2 separate regions of the Homo sapiens genome follow, and region 1 is linked to region 2. Evidence: chromatin contacts called from ENCODE Hi-C data. All regions are on one chromosome and are shown on one strand. The core of a region is the stretch at or near the end of the contact, and the rest is flanking DNA. Distances in the headings are between cores, read along the strand shown.

What was found. Hi-C counts contacts between places; a loop is a spot of excess contacts on that map. Pooled maps may share reads with other maps.
Region 1: a map with no recorded cell type shows a loop between it and region 2 (9-fold over the local background). The contact joins two enhancer-like sites. A Hi-C loop is called at or near these places in 2 of 37 single-sample maps with no recorded cell type and 2 of 50 pooled maps.

Annotation. Positions count from the first base shown.
Region 1 is chr2:8,603,304-8,607,346 of GRCh38, reverse strand. All of the region lies in intron 2 of LOC105373411 (a long non-coding RNA gene), which reads left to right. It also overlaps the pseudogene SNRPEP5. Among named protein-coding and RNA genes, the nearest start is that of LINC01814, 22 kb to the right of the region's middle. Within about 2 kb of position 1,551, at least 4 of the 41 ENCODE cell types and tissues checked have a DNase peak (open chromatin) inside an H3K27ac peak, as active enhancers do.
Region 2 is chr2:6,942,270-6,946,013 of GRCh38, reverse strand. All of the region lies in intron 2 of RNF144A (ring finger protein 144A), which reads right to left. Among named protein-coding and RNA genes, the nearest start is that of GRASLND, 25 kb to the right of the region's middle. Within about 2 kb of position 1,858, at least 4 of the 41 ENCODE cell types and tissues checked have a DNase peak (open chromatin) inside an H3K27ac peak, as active enhancers do.

The DNA.
Region 1 (4,043 bases), core at 302-2,801, 1.7 Mb before region 2:
CGAGGAAGGGCTAAACAGGGAGAGAGAGGATCCCACGCTTGGCATCTGCAAGGTGGGAGGAGAAACGTGGAGAAAGCAATTGCCATGTGCCTTTGTCGCCGTGAGGCTCAAAAACCTGGACTCACCCGGCTAGGAATTTCTCTCTTAAAATAAAATGGATTTGCTTTGTGCTTTACGGGGATTCCCTTAAAGCGTTTCTCATCTTAATCCTGGGGAGGAAGTGGTACTCAGTATTTTGTTTGTGGGCAACAGAGAATTTAACTTTCTGGGCCTAAGTGACAGACTCAGAGACGAAGATGAAGGTTGGAATTTGGTGTCTTTTAATCTCTACCCCCTGGTTTCATCTGTTCTCAGTGTCCCTGAAGCAATGGCCTAGACAGGGTTGATGTATTCATGAATCTGAGGGACTTTCACGTGAACTTGAGGCAGGCTTGGTCTGCATGCTGCTTTGTAGCATAAAGCTTGGACCTGTGTGCAAAGTGACAGTGCAACGAGTTTCAGCCCATCCCAAGAGAGAACACAGGCCTTTAGAGCTGCCTGTGGGGCGCTGACTGGTGTCATGCCCGGGTGGTCCAAGGTCTGCAGGACCCTCTACCAAGGGCACTTCTTGGACAGGGCTCCTGACTGTCTCTCCCACCTCTGATCTTCCCCCTGTCATCTTGGTGTTAAGATGACTGGAGCAAGGGCTTCGCTCCTGGGACTCATTCTGGGTTAAACTGAAGGGAGAGTGAGTTAGAACCCAGCGCCTTAGGGAGAAGCAGATGTCGTCTACCTGCACAGACTCTGTTTCCCCTCATCTGAAGAAGCCTCAGTCCTCCACATGTTATCACCTTCTCTAGGGCCCAGGCCCAGTGGAAGCTTTTACGGGGAGGTTTCAGAGCACAGTTTCAACCAAGAGCAAACATGTAGTAGCTTCAGGGTTTCAGAAAGCTGATTTTCTGCCCACAGCACAGTTTCGGGCCTCCTGAGAATGCTTTTCTTGGACACAGTGATCTTTGGTACAAAGAAGGGCAGAGAGGAAATGGCGTGTGGATGAAGAACTGTGCCTGTTTTAGTGACTGGCGGGACATATAGGCGACTGTAGCTGCCACACTTTGTGCCTATGAATTACTCAAGCCGGGACTTTAGGTTTATGATAAATAATAATAATAATTCAGGTTTGACCGTTCCTATTTGGGTGTAAATAGAAATCTCTGATTAGGTAGTAGAGTATTTGAACCTATAGTTTGATTTGAATTCTTCAAGCAATGTGATTTTTCTCCCTAAATCAACACACTATCTGAAATCCCCCTATGAACATTGCCTTTTGTTATGAAATGCAAGGAGAAAGCACTCAGCTTGTTCTCTAAGTTCATCTTAATGTTTTTCTTGTGACTGTCTGTAGGAAATTCAAAAGTTCTAGGAGATAGAGTCCCTGTAAATCACTGTTTGGGTTTAAAATGACCTGTAAATAATGACTCATCACAATGTACTCGTAAGTATAGTTAGCATCACTTAACGACGGGGATCCGTTCTCAGAAATGCATCATTAGGTGATGCCATGGTGAGGCCGTCCCAGAGCAGTCACACACACCTTTGGCAGAGCCCGCTACACACCTGGGCTATGTGGTGTAGCCTATTGCTCCTTGTCTTCAAACCCGAACAGCATGTCACTTTGCTGAATACTTTAGGCAATTGTCACACAATGGTATGAATAAGTGTTTATATAAATATAGAAAAGGTCCAGTAAGAATATGGCATAAAAGATGAAAACCTAGTACACCCATCTAGGATGCTTACCGTGAATGGAGCTTGCAGGACTGGAAGTTGCTTTGGGTGAGTGAGTGAGTGAGTGGTGAGTGAGTGTGAAGGCTTAGATATTAGTGTACATTCCTGTAGACTTTGTAAACACTGTACACTTCAGCTATGTTAAATTTATAAAAAAAAATTTCTTGCTTCAATAATAAATTAACCTTAGCTTATTGTAACATTTTTACTTAATAAACTTTCTATTTTTTCAACTTTTTGACTTTTTTGTAATAACAGCTTAAAACACAGACACAATGTACAGCTCTACAAAAATATTTTATATCCTTATTCTATACGTTTTTTTTCTATTTAAAAATTTTTAAAAATTTGACTTTTTTGTTAAAAGCTAAAACACACACACATTATCCTAGGCCCACCCAGGGTCAGGATCATTAATATCACTGTCTTGCATCTCCACATCTTGTCCCACTGGAAGGTCTTCAGGGGCAGAAACACACATGGAGCTGTCATCTGGTATGATAGCAATGCCTTCCTCTGAAATATCTCCTGATGGACCTGCCTGGGGCTGTTTTATAGTTAACTTTTGCTTTTTAATAAGTAGAAGGAGGCAGGGTGCGGTGGCTCAGGCCTGTAATCCCAGCACTTTGGGAGGCCGAGGCGGGTGGATCACCTGAGGTCAGGAGTTTGAGACCAACTTGGCCAACCTGGTGAAACCCTTTCTCTAGTAAAAACACAAAAATTAGCTGGGCGTGGTGGCGGGTGCCTAAAATCCCAGCTGCTTGGGAGGCTGAGGCAGGAGAATCGCTTGAACCTGGGAGGCAGAGGTTGCAGGGAGCCGAGATTGCACCACTGCCCTCCAGTCTGGGTGACAGAGCGAGGCTCCGTCTCAAAAAAAAAAAAAAAAAGGTGGAAGCAGTATACTCTAAAATAACGATAAAACATATAGTAAGTACATAAATTAGTACAACATACTATATTATGATAATAGTCATTTATTATCATTATCAAGTATTATGTACTATTCACAATTCTATGTGCTAGATTTTTATACAACTGGTAGCGCAGTAGGTTTGTTTACATTAAACACGTGAGTAATGTGTTGGGTTAATGCCATGATGACAGCTATAGCATCACCACCAGGAGACAGGAACTTTTCAGCTTCATTATAATCTCATTGGATGGCCATGGTACATGTGGTCTGACATTGACTGAAGTACTGTTATGTGGTGCATTATTGTATATATTTGCCATAATTTAAAAATTGAGATATGATTCATATGTCATAAAATTCACCTCTTTAAAAAGTACAGCCCAGTGGTTTTTAGTATATTCACAAAGGTGTGCAGTCATCAGCACTATCTAATTCAAGGACATTTTTGCTGCCTCAAAAAGAAACCCGGAAACCCATTAGCATTCACTTCCCATTCCCTCTTCCCCCAGCCTCTGGCAACCACTGATCATCTACTTTCTGTCTTTACGGATTTGCCGTATTTCCTACAAATGAAAGAGTATAATGCACACCTTTAGTGTCTGGCTTCTTGCACTGAGCATAATGTTTCCATGATTTGTTTATGTTGTAGCATGCGTTAATTATTCTTTCTTTTTATTGGCAAATAATATTCCATGGTATAGATATGGATATATCATGTTTTATTTATTAACTCATCAGTTAGTGGACTTTTGGGTTGCTTCTCTTTTTTATTTTTATTAATTTTTAGACAGAGTCTCACTCTGGTCCCCAGGCTGGAGTGCATGGGCGCCATCTTGGCTCACTGCAACCTCTGCCTCCCAGGTTCAAGCGATTCTCCTGCCTCAGCCTCCCAAGCATCTTGGATTACAGGTGCCCACCACCAAGCCCGGCTAATTTTTGTGTTTTTAGTAGAGGTGGGGGGGTTCATCATGTTGGCCGGGCTGGTCTCAAACTCCTGACCTCAGGTGATCCACCACCTTGGCCTTCCAAAATGCTAGGATTACAGGCGTGAGCCACCACGCCCAGCCCTCCTTCCCTTTTTGACTGTTATAAATCATGCTGTCATAAACATTCTTGTACCAAATTTTGGGAGGACATATGTTTTCTTTTTTCTTTCTTTTTTTTTTTTAGTACAAACAATCCCACAGCATTTATTGCCATCTTGTAATAACATAAGGGTAATCAAAACAATATGAATAAATGTTCATATTGGACATCTAAAAACAAACTGTATCCTTCTCAACAATTTCTCACTTCATTGATCATTTCTAGTTGGAGACACTTTGCAGCAGAGGAATATTATCTCCTTTTAGCATGAGCCGAC
Region 2 (3,744 bases), core at 609-3,108:
TCACTACCCTTGACACATCTGAATGGTTCTCCCTGCCCAGGAGACAGATTCTACCTCCTCCTGATGGCAAATCTTCAGACTCCAGGCTCCAAGGGGCTCCCCAGCCCTGCTGTTCCAGGGCCCAGGTTCTCCTCATCTCTTTCCTCACAGCAGGCTCAAAACTGCCTTGGTTGTGATAATTCTTCTAACAGTCAGCATCCATTTCTCATTGTCTTAGTTCTACTCTGGCCTGTGCCCCAGTTTTGGGAACTGGAATCCACATCCTCACCTTGTCAACATTACCCAAAAAAAAAAAAAGTCAACAAAAAAACCCACATTCTTACAAACAGAAGTCAGCCTGTGTCTCCTCATTTATCCTGGGAGCCTCAAGCATGGGACCTTGCACATCATGGATGCTCATTAAATGCTGACTTGATCTTTCTAGAGAAATCTATACCGCCCTAGAAAACAGGCACTTGCTGTTCTCTTGCCAGTAGTTGACCGTCTCCCTCCAATTTGGCATGTATAAACACCAGGAAGGCTCAGAGAAGACTGACCCAGCAACAGACTGACTTAACATCATAGCCTAGAGCACAGAATATGGAGGAAAATGGCCCAAAGTCTGAAAAACAGAAGTAAACAAACCCCAGAAAACTGTAACTGAGCTAAATGTGGAAAATGTGGTTATGATTGATTGTAACAATACCATCAGCCGCTGCATCTCAGAAGAGCATCTCTGTTTCCATTTCTAAAAATACTGCTCATTTCTACACATTAGGAACTCTGAAACCAGGAGGAACTAGAGCAAGGTATCGGTCTTTTCGCTTCTAGTTCATGCTTTAAAAATGACCTTTGCCCTAAAGGCCAGCTAGCCAAAAGCAGACCATCAACGAGCCGGCCACACAAAGCTGCAGTTTCCCAAACGTGGCCGGTCCAAAGGCTGAGTGATGGCCAAGGCCAAGTTTTTAACCAACAATTTCTTTTCTTTTTAAACTACTGATATTTCCTACTTGGGAAAAACAAAACAAAACAGAACAAAAACCTGTATTTCAAAATTAGCTACTTCAATCATTGAAGGCTGGATTGAGGCTGCTTTATAGTCCATGAAAACCACCTCTCTTTATAAATTCTAAACATTTAAAAAATCTTTGCTCGTGCTGGAATGTCATTTTCTAGTATTTTGGCCACTTCACCATGACTCTTTTGTGAATATGAAGCCATTTCACAGTTCTTGGAATTTGTTTGAGACAGATTCCCAAACACAGCGTCCTGGGAGGTGGGCGTGGCCAACAGAGAGAACACAAAATTCTACTTGGCCTCGTGATGTGTTTTCTCCAGGGTTCTTTAATGTCTCCCTCACACCTGAGGAGACCCTATCTCGGGGCCAGCAAAAGCACTGCAGGGAAAGATGCAATAATCCTAATATGTTAAAGTTAAGATTAAAAAATAAACATAAAATTAGAATGCACTTATCTTCCAAGGAATGGAAGAGAAAGCGGGAGGGGTAACTTCAAATGGCAACTTTCACAGTGGCCACATCTGGGCCACAGTGCCCCAGCCAGGAAATGCAACCGTGACACCTTAGCAATGCCTTCCCAGTATCACCAAAGGGGTAAGTAGGCAATCGGGTAAGTGGAGGGGAAGATCTCTCCAGCAGCCCTTTTAAAGTACGGACCATGAAAACGTGAGACAGGATGACTGAGAAGCCGAGCCTTTGGGAGGAACACTGGAACTTGCAGCACCCGCAGACACCCCACATTCCGGGTTCCTCACACCACCTCAGATCACTGCCTGTGCCACTGCAGGTCCTTTCTCCATCACCCCAGGCCCATAGTGCCCGGCCTCCTCCCGCATCTCCAATGGCTCCTCCTCTGCTCCTTCCTCCCTCAGACCCGCTGTCCTCTCTCCTCACTTCCCTGTCTCAGTGCCCTCTGAGATTAGGATCCTCTCTCCCTGGCACACAATACCAATTCCAGCCATTCTTTCACTGTGTCCCTCTCAGCTTGGCCAAAAGATCACTCAATCCTTGACCTCCTGCACACTTCAACTCCCCATCAGGGCTGTCTAGAGAAGCATGCAGTCACCCAGAGTGGCTCTTTCAGTCTGGAGCCAGAGCTTCGAGTGGGCTGTGAATGCTTCAGGTGACCGCTCTGCACCTCCATCTCTCTAGAGGACTTTCTGCTGCCTCCTGGTCTCTGCAAACTTCCAATCCCTCTCCATGTAGCATGCTCAGATGCTGGCTTTGACTCCCATTTCACAAAGAAAGGTCGGTAATCAGAAGAGAACTGCAGAGCCTCCTCCTCCGAGCACCACCCACGCATGTATCTGTCATTTGGTCCATCCCCACTGGTAACTATCCGTGTTCCTCCTAAAGCCAGTAACTCCACTTTTCCACAAACCCATCTCTCTCTCCTACTCAAGAAGTGTTTTCAGCAGCCCTCCATCCCACACAATCAATATTTCACTCTCTACAGAATCACTCCCATCAGCATCTAAACATGCTGATAATGCTTCCAACTGAAAAATAATTCTCCTAAGCTTATTTACCCCACCAGATACCACCTCAAACTCTGCTCCCTTTTGCCGCAAAGCTCAACTGAGTTGTCTACAATCCCTGTCTCCACTTCCTCCCCTGCATTCTTCTCTCCAATCCAGCTTGTGTGGCCACAGCCACTGGACCACTGGTCCTGGCACTGATCCGAGCCTCCATTCTCAGTCCTCTCCATGCTCCTGGTTCCCCCGCTTCCTCCCTGGTTGTTCCCTCTTGTTCTCCTTTGCTGGCTTGTCCTCTTCTGCTCCTCATGAAGCTAGAATGCCCCAGGGCCCAGTCCTTACAACTCCTCTCTTCTTTCACTGGGGATCTCATCTGATCTTATTCCTTGAAATACCAAACAGAGGCCAAAGACTCCTATCACATCTCCAGCACATACCGCCCTCTTAAACGATCAGATCTGGATAGGACCACCCACTCGGTGTCTCCATGTGGGTGGCTTATAATCTTCTCACACTCAGCAAGTTCAAAACTGAACTTTGAATCTCTTTTTCAAATTGAGATGGAGTCTCGCTTTTGTCACCCAGGCTGGAGTGCAATGCCACGAACTCAGCTCACTGCGACCTCCGCCTCCCAGGTTCAAGCAATTCTCCTGACTCAGCCTCCCGAGTAGCTGGAATTACAGGCACCTGCCACAACTCTCAGCTGATTTTTATATTTTTAGTAGAGATGGGGTTTTGCCATGTTGGCCAGGCTGGTCTCAAACTCCTGACCTCAGGTGATCCACCCATCTTGGCCTCCCAAAGTGCTGGGATTACAGGCGTGAGCCACCGCACCCGGCCTCTGAATCCCTTTTTGCACCCAAACCTTCTCTGGCTGCAACCTACTCCATCTCCACTGGTGACAATTCCACCTAGTTACTCAAACTAAAGTGCCTGGAGTCATTACAGACTTTCCCCTTTTCCTCATATTCACAACCACTCTGGAAGGACATGGTAAGGGCTCTCTCTTCAGACTATCCAGAATGTGGCCACTTTTCCCTGCTGCTGCTGCTACTGCTATCTGCAGAGTGTGCCCCACTTTCTCTTGTCTGGATTACTAAAGTAAAATTCTCCAATGACCTCTGAGATGGTCTCCTGGGTTTTACTCTTGTCCTCCGCCCTCTCCAACGTCCTCTGAGATGGTCTCCTGGATTTTACACCCTTGTCCTCCACCCTCTGCAACGTCCTCTGAGATGGTATCCTGGACTCTAGCCTTGTCCTCCGCCCTTTCTA